Regions from separate parts of the Homo sapiens genome. Here region 2 is linked to region 1. A link is an interaction called in ENCODE POLR2A ChIA-PET data of the cell type or tissue named here. Cell type or tissue: A673. All regions are shown on one strand. Each heading gives the region's core, and the rest is flanking DNA. Links, peaks and the distances in the headings are about the cores only.

Region 1 (9,389 bases), core at 1,362-9,361:
TCCCAAATAGCTGGGATTAAAGGCATGCACCACCATGCCTGGCTAATTTTTGTATTTTTAGTAGAGACAGGTTTTTGCCATGTTGGCCAGGCTGGTCTCGAACCCTTGACCTCAAGTGATCCACCCTCCTCGGGCTCTCAAAGTGTTGCATTTACAGGTATGAGCCACCGCGCCTGGCCCCTTTCTGTCTCTTCATCTCCGTCTTCCCTTAACTCCTACCTTCATGCCTAATGTCCTCAACGAATTAGTCAGTTGACAAGTACTTAGAACACCTCACAGAGATGTTGGGGGAGCTGGGACCAGGTCACACGCCTACTCATTGTCCCAGCTTTCCCCGCAGGTGCCCAGGAAACTCACCACACAGCCCACAGAGCTGGCCGCCATAGGAGGAGGGGACTGTCACTTCCACCAAGTGGCTCCCGTCGTAGCGAACTTGGAGCCCAAAGTTCGTGTAGAGGAGGACGAGGTTGCTGCTGAGCCTTATGGTCACCCGGCCTTGTGCAAGCCACACAGGTAGGGCCACCCGATGGCCATTCAGCTGCAGAGGCAGGGAGGACGTAGAAAGGAGAGTCAGGAAAGAACTCGGGATAAAGGCAAGGACGGGGGCTCATGCCTGCAAACCCAGCACTTTGGGAGGCCGAGGCGGAGGATCGCTTGAGCCCAGGATCTCGAGATCAGCCTGGGCAACATGGAGAAAGCCCGTCTCTACAAAAAGTGAAAAAAAAAATTAGCCGTGCAGGTGGTGCATGCCTATAGTTGCAGCTACTTAGGAGGCCGAGGTGGGAGGATCACTTGAGCCCAGGGGGTCAAGGCCACAATAAGCTATGATCGCACCACTGCACTCCAGCCTGGGTGATAGAGCAAGACCCTGTCTCAAAAAAAAAAAAAAAAAAAAAAAAAACGGCAAAAAACTGGGAGCAGGAGGGGCTGGTGCTGGTGGGTATTTCACAGAGGGAGGAGGGAGTCCAGAGAAGAGGGTCTGGGTCAGCTGCAGGTGCTTCCCAGGTGCTCTAAGGAGCCAGAGAGGTGGGCATCCGGGCAAGGAGGGGCACAGGAGAGAAGCAAGCAGGCTGGGTGTTCAGGGTCCAGGAGGCAGGAGGAAGACACCCACCATGACCTTACAGCCTCTGAGCAGTGAGATGCTGAGGTCAAAGACTGTCACGTGGACGGCTTTGATGTAGGAGACCTCCAGGATCCCCCCGCGGTTCTCGTTGGTGGCGCTCACAACAAAATAGCTGTCTTGGGACCTGGACCAGCAAGGCCGGGTCAGGACATAGGTGCAGGTGCCCATGAAGTGGTGCAAGGCGCCATCGAAGGTCAGGTAGTGGGGGTCACCCGAGGCTGTGCAGGTGGCGGCACCTGTGGAGAAGAAGATGGAGTTCACAGTCTCACTCCTCCATGCCCCGGAAGCTTTGACTCAGAGCTGCCATCCTGGAGAGCCCACATTGGCATGGTCCCCACGGCCCACCCACAGATGTGGTGTTTCCCTAGGAAGTGTGGTTGGCTTGGCTTGGAGCTGCCTAAGAGAAACACTGACGTCCCCAACCTCACCCTTTGGGTCCCTGAAAATGCTGCCCCTGCTGCCCCTCCCAGGCCCTGGTGGAGACTCAGCTGTCTGGGGAAGCTGCTTTGGGCAGGACCCATCACCTTGCCTGGTGTTGCCTGGGCAGCCCCCAGCTCACCTTCCACCCTGATGGCTCACCTTGGGCATGGCAGCCATAGATACCATCCTGTTGGCCACAGAACTCCTGGGCCCTACACCTCCAGGGCTGGCAGCGAATTCTGTTGTTGCTTTCACAGACGCACAACTCTTTGCAGCCTGGCTTGTACCACCGCTCCCCTACCTGGGGAAGACAGCAGGGAAGGAAGAGAAAGTGTTTTTTTTTGCTTTGTTTTGTTTTTTCCCAGATCTGACACCAGAGCTCACCAGAGCTGTTCAGATCACTGGCTTAATAGTGGGGAGACATCCTCTCTTCCTGAAGCTCCGAGATTCGCTGCAAAAGCTTGGCATCCATTCGTTTTTTCAGTCACTACATCATTTCTGGGTCTGTTCATCATTTCAACCAAAATTGATCTATCCGAGGCCAGGTGTGGCGGCTCACGCCTGTGATCCCAGCACTTTGGGAGGCCAAGGCGGGTGGATCACTTGAGGTCAGGAGTTTGAGACCAGCCTGGCCAACATGGAGAAACCCCATCTGTACTAAAAATACAAAAATTAGCCTGGCGTGGTAGTGCACGCCTGTAATCCCAGCTACTTGGGAGGCTTAGGCGGGAGAATCGCTTGAACCTGGGAGGCGGAGGTTGCAGTGAGCTGAGACCGTGCCACTGCACTCCAGCCCGGACAACAGATCGAGACTCTGTCTCAAAAAAAAAACAAAAACCAAAAACAACAACAAAAAACCAAAAAACAAGGGCCAGGCATGGTGGCTCATGCCTGTAATCCCAGCACTTTGGGAGGCCCAGGTGGGCAGATCACAAGGTCAAGAGATCAAGACCATCCTGGCCAACATGGTGAAACCGCCCCCTACCCCGTCTCTACTAAAAATACAAGAATTAGCTGGGCATGGTGGTGCATGCCTGTAGTCCCAGCTACTCGGGAGGCTGAGGCAGGAGAATCACTTGAACCCAGGAGGCGGAAGTTGCAGTGAGCCGAGATCGTGCCACTGCACTCCAGCCTGGCGACAGAGCAAAACTCCGTCTCAAAAACAAAACAAAACAAGAAACGAAAAGAAAAGAAAGAGCTTGCAGGGGGTGTGAGAGCAGGGAGCAGGCCCTTTCTAGCTGCAGGGCTGAGAGGTCCACGCAGCCGCTCACCTTGAAGTAGCTGCCTGCAGGGTGGAGGCACCCACACTGGGAGCGAGGTATGCACTCGAGGCCACTGAGGACGAAGCCCGGATTGCATTCACAGGCCTCCACGCACCGGTCTGAGCAGAACATGCCGGAGAATCCTGAATGGCAGGTGTCAGGGCATGGCTTCGCACACAGGGAGTACTTGCTGTTGGGCGGGCAGGCCATTGCTGGTGGAGGGAGAAGCTTGGGTGAGAAGGAGACGAACAAGCCACGGGGCTGGGTGGGAAACAGGAAGGACACGTTCGGAAGGGCCCCAGCTCCAGGCTTCTGGCCAATCTCGAGAAGAGAGAGTGACTGTGAGAAGCTTCCCCAAGGAGCCTGGCTGGCTCCCTGGGGCTGCAGGGCCAGCACTAAGGCGCCGGCCCTGAGAGACTTAGATAGACCTATGGTGGGAGCAGATGGACCCACCACTGGCAGCGCTGCTGTGTAGACATGCCCCAGGTGAGCTGTTGGCCCGCAGGGGACCGGGGCCACCTGTGAGGTCTGAGTCAGGGGATAGGCCTGCCCTAAAGCAGCTTCCCCAAAGAGCTGGGCCACACCAGGAGCTGGGAGGCAGCCTCGTTGCCTCCCCTGCCTAGGGCCTGTACCGTGTGCCTGCGTGTGATGACTTGGGCTGCACAGAAACACTTTTTTTTTTTTAAAGACAGAGTTTCGCTCTCACTGCCCAGGCTGTAGTGCAGTGGCGCAATCTCTGCTTACTGCAACCTCCACCTCCCGGGTTCAAGCGATTTTCCTGCCTCAGCCTCCCAAGTAGCTGGGATTACAGGCGCCCGTTGCCACACACAGCTAATTTTTGTATATTTATTTATTTATTATTTTTATTATTTTTTGAGATGGAGTCTCATTCTGTCACCCAGGCTGGAGTGCAGTGGTGCAATCTCGGCTCACTGCAACCTCCGCCTCCCAGGTTCAAGCAATTCTCCTGCCTCAGCCTCCAAGTAGCTGGGATTACAGGTACCCGTTGCCACACACAGCTAATTTCTGTATTTTTATTTATTTATTTATTTATTTTATTTTATTTTTTGAGATGGAGTCTCACTCTGTCGCCCAGGCTGGAGTGCAGTGGCGCAATCTCGGCTCACTGCAACCTCTGCCTCCCGGGTTCAAGCGATTCTCCTGCCTCAGCCTCCAGTGTAGCTGGGACTACAGGCATATGCCACCATGCCTGGCTAATTTTGGTATGTTTAGTAGAGACGGGGTGTTGGCCAGGCTGGTCCCAAACTCCTGATCTCATGATCCACCTGCCTCGGACTCCCAAAGTGCTGGGATTATAGGTGTGAGCCACCGTGCCCGGCCTCTCCTCTGAGTTTGGCACAACTCACGGCAGAAGTGGGGTTCCCTCCAGGGCTTCACAGCGTGGCCTGCGTCCTGGCAGGTGGTGGTCATGGTGGACATGTGTGTGCACAGCAGGTGCTGCAGCCCCTGGAATCCGCACATATCAAGCATGCAGCTGTCGAAGAAGGAAGCGGCCTTCACGTGCAGCAGGCATGTCCTGAGGGGAGTGACCAAGTCAGGGGGAATGCAGTGGAAGGGGGTAGAGCCTTGGAGGAGCCCAGGTGCCAAGCATCGCCCCTGTGCGACCCTGCCTGCCCTCCTTCATACTCAAATGGGCCATGAGTGTCGACCAGCCGTCCACAGAACCCTGGCCCCGACATGCTGCTCTGCAGAGATGAATCACAAGACGGGGAATTCACCACCTGGTACTTCTGACACCTGCAAGAGACCCACCCCAAACTCCCTAAAGACAAAGCTCGCTTCCAGCTCATCCCTAACCCAGCAGGCAGCAAGGCTGGCAGGCCGGGACCGGCAAACCAGCCTGTCAGCTGGGAAACCCCTCCCAGAGGATGTTTGACCACTGAGCCCTGGCCAGGCACTGTGGGAGGCCGAGGCAGGGAGAATTGCTTGAGCCCAGGAGTTCCAGGCCAGCCTGGGTAACACACTGAGATCCCATCTCTTTAAAAATAAATATGAAATTATTTATTTCATATTTCATATGGCGCACGTCCATAGCCCCAGCTACTCAGGAGGCTGAGGTGAGAGAATCTGTTGAGCCCAGGAGTTGGAGCCTGCAGTGAGCTGTGATTGAACCACTGCACTCCAGCCTGGGCGACAGAGCAAGGCCCTGTCTCTAAAAACAAACAAACAAACAAACAAAAAAGAATATTGAGCAACTGAAAGAACAACTTGAAGTCTCCAGGGTAGAGAGGAGAAAGGGGCAATGCCAGTCATTTTTTAAAGGGAGGGCACAGGCTGGGTGTGGTGGTGATGCCTGTAATCCCGGCATTTTGCATTTTGGGAGGCCAGGGCAGGTGAATCACCTGAGGTCAGGAGTTCGAAACCAGCCTGGCCAACATGATGAAACCCCGTCTCTACTAAAAATACAAAAATCAGACAGGTGTGGTGGCATGTGCCTATAATCTCATTGGGATTGAGGCGTGAGAATCACTTGAGCCCAGGAGGCAGAGGTTTCAGTGAGCTGAGATTGCACAACTACACTCTAGCCTGGGTGACACAGCAAGACTCCATCTCAAAAAAAAAAAAAAAAACCGTTGGGGAGGGCCAGCAGCCTGGTCAACCCCCCATCTGGTGAGAACCCCATGTCTACCAAAAAATTTTGTTAAAGTTAGCTGGGCATGGTGTAGTCCAAGCTACTTGGGAGGCAGAGAAGGGAGGATTGCTTGAGCTCAGGAGTTTGAGGCTGCAGTAAGCCACGATCGTGCCATTGCACTCCAGCTTGGAAGACAGAGGGAGATCCCATCTCAAAAAAAAAAAAAGGGCGGGTGGAGGGCTGGACGTGGTGGTGTGGTGGCTCACACCTGTAATCCCAGAACTTTGAGAGGCCAAGGCAGGTGGATCACTTGAGGCCAGGAGTTTGAGACCAGCCTGGCCAGCATGGTGAAACCCCATCTCTACAAAAATACTAAAATTAGCTGTGTGTGGTGGCAGGTGCCTGTAATCCCAGCTACTCGGGAGACTGAGGCAGGATAATTGCTTGAGCCTGGGAGGCGGAGGTTGCAGTGAGCTGAGATCGCACCACTGCACTCCAGCCTAAGCGACAGAAGGAGACTCCATCTCAAAAAAAAAAAAAAAAAAAAAAAAGAGAGTTCCAGGAAGGGGACGGAACCTTCCCAGGGCCCCGGTGGGAGGGCTCCTTGCTCACTCCTGGTCCTCGTCCTGGTCCGTCTGCCAGCTGTTCCCCAGCTCCTCCTTGTCTCCTGCTGGGCTGCCGTCCAACTTCAGGTGGTCATTGTCACTGTTGCCGTCATAGTTCCCACACAAACCACAGAGTTTGCCAGAGTATGTGCTAGGGGAACAGGAGAGGAGCTGGCGTTAATGGAGAGAAGCAGCCTCGGTCCTCGAGGGGCAGTGGCAGAGAAGGCAAGGAGCTGGGATCCTAAAACAGAGGGCGTGAGGAGGATGAAGAGGTGCGGACTGGACAAGAGGACCCCATGGCCCTCCCCCAAGCCTCCTTCCCCTCTGTTCATTGTCCAGCCACAGCAAACCCCTTGCTGGCCCTAAAACACTCCCACTTTATTTATTTATTTATTTATTTATTTATTTATTTATTTATCCTTTTTTTCAGATGGAGTCTCTCTCCGTCACCTAGGCTAGAGGGCAGTGGTGCAACCTCGGCTCACTGCAACCTCCACCTCCCGGGTTCTAGTGATTCTCCTGCCTCAGCCTTCCGAGTAGCTGGGATTACAGGCACACACCACCACGCCCAGCTAATTTTTTTGTATTTTTAGTAGAGATGGGGTTTCACCATGTTGGCCAGGCTGGTCTCAAACTCCTAATCTGCCTGCCTTGGCCTCCCAGAGTGCTGGGATTACAGGTGTCAGCCACCGTGCCTGGCCAAATTATTTATTTATTTTTTTATTTATTTTAGAGATAGGGTCACCCTCTGTGGCTCAGGCTGGAGCACAGTGGTGCAATCTCGGCTCACTGCAGCCTCCAACTCCTGGGTTCAAGCGATTCTCCCACCTCAGCCTCCTGAGTAGCTGAGACTACAGGCAAGTACCACCACGAGAAGCTAATTTTTTTTTAAGAGACAGGATCTCACTATGTTGTCCAGGCTGGTCTGGAACTCCTGGCCTCAAGTGATCCTCTTGCTTCGGCCTCCCAGCATGCTGAGATTATAGGTGCAGGCCACTACGCCTGGCTAATATTTAAATTTTTTTGTGGAGATATGGTCTCACTATGTTGCCCAGGCTGGTCTGGAATTCCTGGCCCCAAGGGATTCTCCCGTCTCAGCCTCCCAAAGTTCAGGGCTACAGGCGGGAACCCCTGCACCTGGCCTCTATAAAGTATTTTTATAAAGTCTTTCTTTCGCCGGGCACAGTGGCTCCCCTGTAATTCCAAGACTTTGGGAGGCCGAGGCAGGAGGATCGCCTGAAGTCAGGAGTTCGAGACAAGCCTGGGCAACATGATGAAATCCCATCTCTACTAAAAACAAAAATTAGCTGGGCATGGTGGTGTGCGCCTGTAATCCCAGCTACTTGGGAGGCTGAGGCAGGAGAATTGCTGAACCTGGGAGGCAGAGGTTGCAGTGAGCCGAGATAGCACCACTGCACTCCAGCCTAGGGAACAGAGCGAGAGATCCTGTCTCAAAAAAAAGAAGAAGAAGAATCTTGCTTTCCCTTGTTTTGTCCATCTGGGGAGCCACTCTTCCTTCGAGAATGGGACCAGGTGACTGCCCTTCAGAAAGCCTCCAGAACTCACTAGTGCTCCTTCTAGCACATTCCCAAAGCATGTACATCCATCCTGCTATCTATCACATGCCCCGAAACCATTTTCTCCTGTCTCCTGGTCCAAAGGGATCCCTGCCACTTAAGCAGGGTGCTTCCCATCCGTGAATGCATAAAGGATCAAGTAGTGGTGCCAGGGATGGAAGGGGAGTGGGCAGGGTGGGCAGCAGGAAGAAGAGGCAGCAGGAAGAGGCAGCAGGAAGAAGTGGCAGCTGCCTGGCTGGGACACTGCCTTACCTGGACACAGTAACATACAGCTGCTGGTCACCATCCCATCTCACCCGCAAACCGAACTCCGTCTGCAGCTCCACAAACCGCCCGCTTGCACCCAGGAAGACGCCTTTAGAGGGTATGGCTGGGAGAGTAACTTGCTGACCCCCAACCTGGAAGGCAGGGCAGAGGCAAGAGACAGACAGAGCTGGGGGTCAAGGAGGACCCCAGCAGACTTTCATTTCCATAGCTGGGAGGCAGGACACCATCCACAGCGGCCTAACAATCTCATCCACCAGGAGTGGACTGGAGCTTCCTCACCACTGTTTTGTTTTTGTTTTTGTTTTTAGGAGACAGTGTCTTACTATGTTGCCTAGGCTGGAGTGCAATGGTGCAATCACAGCTCACTGCAGCCTCGACCTCCCAGGCTCCAGCAATCCTCCCACCTCAGCCTCTGGAGTAGAGGGGACAACAGGCAAGTGCCACCACACCAGGCTAATTTTTTCTATTTTTTAAGAGACAGGGTCTTGCTATCTTGCCCAGGCTGGCTTCAAACTCCTGGCCTCAAGCAATCCTCCCACTTTAGCCTCCCAAGGAGCTGGGATTGCAGGTCACTGTCTTGTTGAACCCCATCCGTGGAAAGGTTCAGGGATTGGAAGGGTTGGCCAGGACACACAGTCAGACCCTGCAAGGATGGTGGGGGTGGAATGGGGCTCACCAGAGTGCGTCTGCCCTTAAGCAGGGTGACGGTGCTCTCGGGCAGGGTCACGTAGACTTTGCTCAGGCAGGACACGCCTTCCTGTCCCTGCTCCTCATTCTTGGCTGTCACCCTGAAGAATGGGTCTGGGTAGGGAGAGGAATGAAGAGAGCCCAGTGGCTCATTTCTGAACATCTGCCGCGAGCAGTGCCCTGAGCCTGGCGCCGCAGGGAGAGATGAGCGCCACCGAGACACCAGCCCCAAAGTCCAGTAGGGGAGGCCGGATCCACACAGGAGCAGACCACGACTGCCTCTTCCAGAAGAGCCTGCAGCCGCAGCGTGTCTGTCTCCACTCAGTGGCTGGAACATCCTCCAGGGCGTCTGTGCTCCCTAACCACTACCACTGCCTTCTTTGCTTTTTTGTTTTTAACTTCATTTATGTGTGTATTTATTTATTTTTCGAGACAAGATCTCACTTTGCTACCCAGGCTGGAGTGCAGTGGTGTGATCATAGCTCACTGCAGCCTCCAACTCTTGGGCTCAAGCGATCCTCCTGCCTCATCCTCCCGACTAGCTGGGACTATAGGTGTGTCCCACCATACCCAGCTGATTTTTTAATTTTTTTTTTTTTCTGAGACAGAGTTTTGCTCTTGCTGCTTAGGCTAGAGTGCAGGAGTGCAGTGGCTCGATCTTGGCTCACTGCAACCTCCGCCTCCCAGGTTCAAGCAATTCTCCTGCCTCAGCCTCCCAAGTAGCTGGGATTACAGGTGCCTGCCACCAAGCCTGGCTAATTTTTTATATTTTTAGTAGAGACGGGGTTTCACCATGTTGACCAGGCTGGTCTCAAACTCCTGACCTCAGGTGAACCCCCCACCTCGGCTTCCCAA
Region 2 (9,878 bases), core at 229-8,228, 210 kb after region 1:
GAGCTGATATTCTGACTTTCCTAAATACCACTTCCTGTTAGGTTCTGACTTCCAAAAGATATGAGGTCCAGAAGTGACAAATACAAGATACAGGTTAACAGCAGAGCCGAGACCCAACTCACAGCTCCTGCACTGTTGTCTGCTAAGTCCGGGGAATCTGATTCAGGAAACTGACACTCCTGTCTCCCAAATCTCAAAAGAAACATGACGAGCAGATCTGAGAGTTACCTGGCTCGAGGTGGAGGCAGCAACTGAGAGAGACGGTGCAGGATCACCCAGAAGTGTCCGAAGGGGCTTCCCTTCTGGGATGGAGCCCTGCACAGGGGTGGAGGCACTGCCTTTGGTATAAGTGGGCCCCTTGACTTGGTCTGGGGGGACATACCTTTGAGAAAGAATAGTTAGGCTGTAAAGAGAGGGATAAAACTTTGGACCACGCTCAGCTGAGATGTTTGGGAAGACACAGGAGTCAAAATCTATGCTCATTTTTCTCTACTGATTCCCTTTTTTGAAGGGAACCGAGCAACTTAGCAAAGTTCTGCCTATCTTGAGCATCCCCTTGAACATCTTTTGGTTTTTTTGAGACAGGGTCTCGCTGTTGCCCAGGGTGGAGTGCAGTGGGGCAATGTTGGCTCAACACAGCCTTAACTACCTAGGCTCAAGTGATTCTCCTGCCTCAGCCTCCCAAGTAGCTGGGACCACAAACAAGTACATGCTACCATGCCTGGCTAATTTTTTAATTATTTGTAGAGAAGAGGTCTCACTATGTTGCCCAGGGTGGTCTCAACCTCTTGGCCTCAGGTGATCCTCCTGCCTTAGCCTCCAAAGTTCTGGGATTACAGGCATGAGCCACCACACCTGGCAAAGGTCCCCCTCTTTTATTTCCTGGGTGTTTCTTCAGACTCCTTCTTCTCAGCTCCATAGAAAAGCTGCCTGCCGCCTCATCCTCTAGGTGCTCACAATCCACACTTCCATCCTGCCAGCTCCTGCCGGGACAATTCCCTTCCACTACAGTGTATGTGGCCCCTACTCTGTAAGTGTCAGCTTAATCCTGAGGACATCCCTAGGAGGGACTCCACAGTGTGGTCTTATCCACATCAATCTCTTTGTTCTCTGCATTCTCTTCTCTACCTCACAGTTACCTCCCAACATGTACACACCCCAGAGATCCCACAAGAAGTGATACCAGGGGAGAGGAAAGGTAAGGGAGAATGGAGATGCTGTTTCCTTCATCAGGAAGACAAAATATAGTTGTCCCATGGTATCCTCAGGGAACTGGTTCCAGGATCCCCCTGACAATTCCATAATCAGAGGACGGGACACTCAAGTCTCTTATATAATATGGTGAAGTATTTGCATCAAATATGTATATCCTCCAATATACTTTAAATCATCTCTAGGTTACTTATAATACCTAATACAATGTAAATGCCATGCAATAGTTGCTATATTGTATTGCTTTTTATTTGTATTATTATTTTTTTTTTGAGACGGAGTTTCACTCTGTCACCCAGGCTAGAGTACAGTGGCACGATCTCAGCTGACTGCAACCACTGCCTCCCGGGTTCAAGCAGTTCTCTGCCTCAGCCTCCTGAGTAGCTCGGATTACAGGTGCCCATGACCATGCCTGGCTAATTTTTTGTATTTTTAGTAGAGACGGGGTTTCACCATCTTGGCCAGGCTAGTCTTGAACTAGTCCTGACCCTGTGATCCACCCGCCTCGGTCTCCCAAAGTGCTGGGATTACAGGCATGAGCCACCACACCTGGCCTTATTTGTATTATTTTTTATTGTTGTATTGTTATTTTTTGTGTTCCCTACTTTTTTTTTTTTTTTTTTTTTTTTTTGAGACAGTCTCTCTCTCTTTGCCCAGGCTGGAGTACAGTGGCATGATCTCAGCTCACTGCAACCTCCGCCTCCTGGGTTCAAGCAATTTTCCTGCCTCAGCCTCCAGAGTAGCTGGGATTACAAGTGTCCACCCCCACACCCAGCTAATTTTTTTTGTATTTTTAGTAGGGACGGGGTTTCACCATGTTGGCCAGGCTAGTCTCGAACTCCTGACCTCAAGTGGTCTGCCCACCTCAGCCTCCCAAAGTGCTGGGATTATAGGCGTGAGCCACCTTGCCTGGCCTATTTTCCCAAATATTTTTGATGTGAGGTTGATTGGATCCATGGTTGCAGAATCTACAGATACAGAGGGCTGACTGTACATATAAATCATGAAACAAGGCCGGGCACGGTGGCTCACGCCTGTAATCCCAGCACTTTGCGAGGCCAAGGCAGGCAGATCATTTGAGCCCAGGAGTTTCAGACCAGCCTGGGCAACGTGGTGAAACCTCATTTCTACAAAAAATATAAAAATTAAGGCCGGGCGCAGTGGCTCACGCCTGTAATCCCAGCACTTTGGGAGCCAAGGTGGGCGGATCACGAGGTCAGGAGATCGAGACCATCCTGGCTAACACGGTGAAACTCCGTCTCTACTAAAAATACAAAAAATTAGCTGGGTGTGGTGGCGGGCGCCTGTAGTCCCACCTACTCGGGAGGCTGAGACAGGAGAATGGCGTGAACCTGGGAGGTGGAACTTGGAGTGAGCCGAGATCACGCCACTGCACTCCAGCCTGGGTGACAGAGCGAGACTCTGTCTCAAAAAAAAAAAAAAAAAGAAATATATATATATATATATATATATATATATATATATAAATTAGCCAGGCATGGTGGCACACACCTGTAGTCCCAGTTACTGGGGAGGATGAGGTAGGAGGATCACCTGAGCTCCAAGAAGCTGAGACTGCAGTAAGCTGTGACTGTGGCACTGCACTCTAGCCTGGGCAACAGAGTGAGACCTTGTCTCAAAAAAAAAAAAAAATCATAAAATGATGGGTTAAAGGAATAAAACTATAGGATGTGTGCTTCCAGCCATCTCTCCCCATACATAAGATCAGCTGAGCTATAAAAATGAACACCCACAGGCCTACCTCCCGACTCCAATCAGTCTACTATCTCTCCAAAAGAGAGGACATAAAATCTGCAGGGTTAGTGACTGAGAACAAGTTGTCCTTTCATGTAGATTTATTTTAGCCGTAACTGAATGTGAGTGGAACAGAATCGACCCAAGTCTAGTCTTTTGTGAGAAGGCCAAATTCAACTCTAGAAACTGGACTGTCAGATGAAGAATGTCTTGAACACGTTTCCATAGCAACCTCTTTCCTACTCCTTACCATCTCTTCTTCTCATATTTTTCCTGGAGAAACTCCTTCACTTTCTGAGGATCCCTGGAATCTGGTACTAAAGATGTCCGAGCATCAAACAGACCCAACCAAATCTTCCGGCAAACCTAAAAGAATGAAGGTGTCAGAGGAGTGGGAGCAGAAAGCAGGAAATACAAAAAATACCACTTCCTTTTTTTTTTTTTTTTTTTTTTTTTGAGACGGAGTCTCGCTCTGTCGCCGGGCTGGAGTGCAGTGGCACGATCTCAGCTCACTGCAACCTCCACCTCCGGGGTTCAAGCAATTCTCCTGCCTCAGTCTCCCAAGTAGCTGAGACTATAGGCATGCGCCACCACGCCCAGCTAATTTTTGTACTTTTAATAGAGATGAGGTTTCACCATGTTGGCCAGGATGGCCTCGATCTCTTGACCTCGTTATCTGCCCACCTCAGCTACCCAAACTGCTGGGATTACAGGCATGAGCCACCGCGCCCAGCCACCACTTCCTATTTATTCATCAGTAAATACATATTGGCTGGATGTGGTGGCTCACACCTGTAATCTCAGCACTTTGAAAGGCCGAGGTGGGTGGATCACTTGAGTACGGGAGTTCAAGAGCAGTCTGGGCAACACAGCGAAACCCACTCTCTAAAAAAATACAAAAATTAGTGGAGCATGGTGGCATGTGCCTATAGTTCGAGCTACTTGGGAGGCTGAGGTGGGAGGATCGTTTGAGCCCAGGAGGTTGAGGTTGCAGTGAGCCAAGATTGCACCATTAAGCTCCAGCCTGGGTGACAGAGCAAGCAAGAGCTTGTCTCTGATAAATAAATAAATAAATAAATAAATAAACAAATATTGAGCATGGACACAGTGCTAGGATCTGGGTCTACCTACAAACCAGATATGATTCCTGTCCTCGCAGAGTTTATAATCCAATGGGGCAGTCATATCTTAGATAAATAAAACTAAAGTTATAATCACATTTTGTGACATGTATTGAAAAAGGAAAATAGAGGGCCATGAGAATTATGGAGAATTAAATTTCACTAAGGGTAGGGTCCAGGACAATTTTCAGAGCTCTGGCTTCCAGGACACCTCCAGAGGCCCTTGAGGATACCCTCTAAGTAAACCAATCACCCATAAGCTGGGGTACTGCTAACGCCAAGGATAGCAACTTCTGATCGGCAGATTTAGCTAGGGAAGGGGTTTAAGTCACTTTCCAGTACAAGATATGCACTTAAATCCAGGTTGTCGAGGCTGAAGGCAGCAGAGCTGGCTCCAGGAAAGCTTCCTCAGAGGGGCTGGCCCAGTCAACTCTGAATGCTCACGCTCTGGAGCTCTGGTCATTCTACCCCTCCATTGCTCAGGTGCCACATCCTACAACGATATTGCTACTTCCCCTGACTCCTGAAAAGGAGGCCTAGACAAACCATGATTTGTATAACAGAATAAAGATTCTGTAAATATACCTAAGGAAAGAAATCATACATATGAAAAAATTAAGAGAAACTCAACCAAAAATAAAACCGTAAGGTTTCCCTACAATCTTGAGGCAAAGCCCCACCTGCAGATAGGTGACCTTCTCACCACTCCATCGGTGGCAGCTCACCTCATTTCCACGGGATTGCAGGAATACTACTTCAGGCTCAGTGAAAGTTGTCATGGAGATTGACTTGACACGATGAGGGGGGTTCAGCCCTCTCCTATGGGAGAGAAACAGGAAGAAAGAGAAGTATAATGCAGTTAGCATGGCAGGCTGTTCATGGGAGGAGGAGGAGGAGGGAGAAAGGGTGAAAGAATAGCATATAAACTAAGCTCAGATAGAACCCCCCCATCTGAAGCTACTTCCTAATTCCAGGAAAGAAGGGAAATATTTGGAATATTTTGGAGATATTAGAAGTCTCCAAAGAGAGGCCAGGCACAGTGACTCACACCTGTAATCCCAGCACTTTAGAAGGCCGAGGCAGGCAGCTCACTTGAGGCCAGGAGTTCGAGACCAGCCTGGCCAATATGGTGAAAACCTGTCTCTACTAAAAATACAAAAATTAGCCGGGCATGGTAGTGCACGCCTGTAATCTCAGCTACTCAGGAGGCTAAGGCACAAGTATCGCTTGAACCTGGGAGGCAGAGGCTACAGTGAGCCAAAATCACCCCACTGCACTCCATCCTGGGCAACAGCAAGACTCTGTCCCCACTCCCACCACCCCCCTCCAACCCCCAAAAAAAAGAATCTCCAAAGAGACAGGGAAGAGAGAGTCAGGAACATCCTGTGATCCCAGTAGTTCTGGAGAGGAAAGGTAGAGCCTGCCCATCCAGAAGCCTCCTCTAGCCTGGCTCAGATCCCAGTAGTTTCAGTGTTCAGCCTGTAGGCCGAGGGGGGTACTTCTGGGAACTCAGACACGTGACCACTTCCCACTTCCTACTTTATCATTGTTTTAGACCTACAGCCCATCCCCAAGGTCCCAGGGCCCACAAAAACACAAATCCTTCAAGCATGAGGGAAGGCAAAAATGAAGGCCCAGTACTATTCTTGATAACACTAACAAAAACAGGATATGGTGACAAAAAACAGTCTCTAGCCCAGCTGGTCCTCCTTGTGTCTACAAAGAAGGGTGGAGTGGTGGTGGGATGGAGAGGGTCCCTCTCTTTCAGGAAGCCATCTCTAGGAAAAGAAATATTTGATTTTCTTATTTCTGTATCTCTCAATAAAGCAGGAAGAAGTCAAGTTCAACCATGAGCTATAAGGCTGGCATGGGCGAGGAATATGTAACCTGTGGCAATGCTTTTGTGCCTCCTCTGTATGTTCTGTTAACTCCCTGGGAATCCAGTTCTGCCTCCAGGAACCCTGTGGAGATTATAAGAGAAGAGAAGGCTTCCTTGTCCCCACTCAACTGGTCTCAGGAGTGTTCTAATACAGGAAACTTGGGGCTAAGCCAGGCAGGGCTTCATAGGTTCCCCTGTCCTTGCACCTTAAGTATTATTCTGGTCTAGGTCTACTACCCTCACTGGATTAAACAAAACTGCCCAAACCAAAACAAGCTAGATCCTGGGACAGGAGGGAAGCAGTCTCAGCAGATGAGGCCTCTTCAGACTTTTACTCTCATGGAAAAAAAAAAAATGGCCAAATCGAGTTGCTCAAATAAAAATCCAGAATAGGGTCCTGGCTGACATCCTCAGGAAGCGCAAAGGGGGAAAAAGAGACAAAAATATTTAACAGATGAAAATCCTGAAAATTCACAAAGAAGGTGGGGAAAACATACATTCACACTAACAGGTGCACACACAGAATCCAAGTGCTCCTGCCAAGTCTGGGAGAACAGCAGCGAGGTGTAAGCAAAAGCAGCGGTGGTGGGGGTGGGGGGCAGGGAGTGGGCGGACTCAGTACAGAGTGAACAGTAAGGGCGGCCACCCTGCGGATGATAAATTACTCATTATGGGATTTTAACAAAGGACAGGACACTGGAGGCTCCAGTTGACGCTGTTTGCAGCAATTCTGCTGCTAGACCTTTAGGTATAAAGGGTCTCAAAAATGCTCTTATAAAAGACAAGCAATATCAAAGAGGACTGATGCCCCCAAGGAAAGATAAGCTCAGGGAAAAACGAAAGCAAGGCTTTGTTACTACATATCAAACAATAGCTCTTAAGCTTGGTCTGCCCCGAAGACTGTCTTCCGATCACATTTCAGAGATAGTCCATTCTCTCTCCTAAGGCCTCTCTTGCTAATGGCTTGGTTTGGTTTTGCTTTTAATTCTAGCCAGCCTGCTTTTAGACTTTCTCACCTTAACCACTAGGCCCTTCCCCTTCAGAATGTCAGGGCTTTCTGAAGTCTAGCCAGACCTCATTGTCCCTGTGATCTCAAAGGTCTTCTCCTTCACCTCCTACAAACAAAATTTACTTTGCCAAAACACAAGGCATTATGGGAGGCACTGTGGGGGATACAAAAATTATAGGACAGAGTTATCTTATCACCAGGAGCTCACAAGAAGAACCCAGGAAGCCTGGACAAAGGTACTTCTTACTGCAGTAGGGTGCTATTCAGTCAGGCACTGATGGATCAGGGAGAACGTGACTCCAGGATGCAGCAGTTGCGGAAGGAAGAGAAACAGTCATGGGGAAGGTAAAATGTATTATGTTTACACTAGAAAAACAGATTCTAAGCCTATCACAAAAAGGTCATTGACATTTCCTGAATGGATAACCAGGAACTGTTAGCGAACTGTAAACAGGGAGGTATGCTTCCTTGTTAGGGGGAGGAGGCAGGACTCAACCCAGGCATCAATCAAAATGGGATGCTTAGAACAGAACTTATGGTTGAGCCTGGACTAAAAGAGTTTATTTTTGGTGGGGGTGGCGGGCGGGGGGGGCGGCAGACGTGACAGGATGATGGGAAGGCAGAGAAAATAAGAAATGATTTAGGTGCTTTGGGCCAAATGAATCTGATGGAACAGGATGTTTCCATAGCACAGTACAAAAAGCATTGCTCTGACCTTGATGTCTGTAGACTGGATTTTGTACAACCAGAGCCACAGTCTGGGGGCAGGGAGAATTCTCTACAAGGCAACACTGCAGCCTAGGAAGGGGGCCTAGTTACATGGCCTATGAGTCAGAGTTTTTCTTTCTGAATCACAGAGAGGCCACTGCTGGCCAAAAGAAGCAATTTAGAAACGAGAGCCCCCTTCCTCCTGGTAGCTAAAACCATGTGGCCTAGGTGTGCTGCATTTCACTGGGTACACACCAGGGTCATGCAGCGGACCAGATGTGAGTCACTGGCCTGGAATTAAACAGGCCCAGCTCTCCCACTTGCACCCAGCTCCCCAACATAACTCTCAGGTTCCTCCCAAAAGAGGTAATCACAGCAAATTCATTCTGGTATTTCTAACCAGGAAGTGCTGGGGAGGAACAGAGATCAATTTATTTTCTCAGAATAGAGTAAGTTTTTCCAATGGAAAGTACATTATTACTAGGACTCAAGCCTCCAGCCAGTCAGGTTGTCTTTATCCACTTCAGTTTCTTTTTCACAGGGCACCTAAAGGGCATATGAAGTATTCTGAATTATTTGGCAGCTGAAGCCACTTGTATGTGTAGCTGCTAACAACTGCCCAGTCCTCTCTCTTTCCCTCCCTCCCGTCTCCTCTCTGATTCCATTAGGCATAGTACTATTTCCACAAATACCACACCTTTTGTTTTTCTGTGATCATCACCCTCATGCTGGCCCATATTTTTGCTTCTATCTTGCTTCATAAAAGCATCAAACCTGCTCAGCTGCTCAGATAAGAAAGTTCTGCCAGGTCAACAATGGAAAAAAACCAGTTCCACCCAGCACCCAAGTTCTTTTTCATTTGTGCCAAATTTGGACTTGGGAAATCCTTGCCTTTGAACAATTGTGTTCAGATTCATACACCCCAGATCGTGTTTCTTTGCTCTGGGATTTCACTCCTCTGCTTCTGAACAGGATACAACTAAACCAGTTTAGCTCTTATCTTGGATGCAAACATCACCATGAAGAGTCCCTGTTAGGAACTTTTAATAGTCCCTAAGAGGAAGGCTCTCCTATTACCCTGCTCCAGGGTCAATTTCACTAATTTTAGGAACCCTCTTCCTGATCTAAATTCTGCTTCAACCCATTTCCTTTGTTCCTCCTCAGCAGCAATGATAAACAGCTGTCCTGTTGATTAGAGCCAGGTAGACTCCTGATAGCATCCAGCCGCCCTTCCCTTTAGGCTCAACCTCAATCTTTTTTACATGTCTCCCTCTGCCCTCACCTCTCTCATCCCCACCCCCCCGCCCACCACCCCACGTCGAGCTTTTTCTCATCCCTTTAGTAATTTATCACTTCCTTCGGGGCTTTTCAAGTGGTTCATGCACCCCTTATGAAACAGCACCTACATCTGTAATTTAGTGAGAGACTCTGTCCACCTCTGCCCAGCAGAGGTCAACATGAAAGGTGACAGAGGAGGGGATGGAGGGATGGGACTAAAACAGGGGCAAGGTACATGTGTACCTCTCCAACCCAGACAGATGGAAAAGTACTGAATTATTGAAGAACATACTGTACCTTTCCTCCCATGGAGATTAAAATGCTTCAACTAAGAACCACCAGCAAGCCCGACAGGGAAAGTAAGGCACAAGGAGGGCAGGAACTTGTCACAAATAAAGAGCTGTCAAGTGCATTCTTGACACCCAGCCCAGAGCTCTGCCCACCTTAATTCTGACTCCTGTGATCACAGTAAAGTTGGGCAGAAATAGAAGAGATAAGTGTCTATTACAAACACCTGAAGAACGATGGATTGAAGATGGACCCAAACAGCCACATCAAGGAAATATGTCATACTTTGCTGAAAAAACTGGGTGTCAAAGTTAGCGTCCATCCTTGTGTCAATGAGATCTCAGGCCTCAACATCCATTTTCTTTCTGAGGAACAGTGGTTCATTCACAGACGCATTCAGGCAAACCAGAACAAGAAAGAACATTTAAAGCACTGCTTTGCAAATAGATGCTTTTTAGCAGCAATTTTTACCACGTCTTAAGATTCAAATGACAGATTCATCCTCCAAGAATTAGAAATGTAACTAAACAAACAAGCATATGTGTATGTTGGGGAAATTAAACAGATCCACATCTAGGTTAAGGAAATTAGGTACTGGAAGAAAACCAAATGAATAAAACTAGGTCAG

Evidence for each region. Peaks named below come from ENCODE experiments on the same cell type or tissue, not always from the same donor. Only the 100,000 strongest peaks of a DNase experiment are listed, where the experiment ranks them.
Region 2: POLR2A ChIA-PET joins it to region 1 with 7 read pairs; 2 of 35 experiments call an interaction of 5 or more read pairs at or near these places.

The regions. Positions count from the first base shown.
Region 1 is chr7:100,758,980-100,768,368 of GRCh38, reverse strand. It overlaps ZAN (zonadhesin), which reads right to left. Exons shown (of 48, transcript NM_003386.3): 18 at 8,524-8,648; 19 at 7,833-7,978; 20 at 6,011-6,154; 21 at 4,453-4,563; 22 at 4,173-4,342; 23 at 2,815-3,017; 24 at 1,703-1,844; 25 at 1,112-1,359; 26 at 358-538. Among named protein-coding and RNA genes, the nearest start is that of ZAN, 30 kb to the right of the region's middle. In A673, for the core only: no CTCF peak of the experiment used is centred there; no DNase peak of the experiment used is centred there.
Region 2 is chr7:100,543,851-100,553,728 of GRCh38, reverse strand. AGFG2 (ArfGAP with FG repeats 2) reads right to left here. Exons shown (of 12, transcript NM_006076.5): 2 at 4,814-4,907; 3 at 3,218-3,333; 4 at 229-382. LOC124901708 (a long non-coding RNA gene) reads left to right here and starts at 7,233. Exons shown (of 2, transcript XR_007060453.1): 1 at 7,233-7,321. In A673, for the core only: no CTCF peak of the experiment used is centred there; a DNase peak (open chromatin) is centred at 7,788; H3K27ac peaks cover 2,324 bases.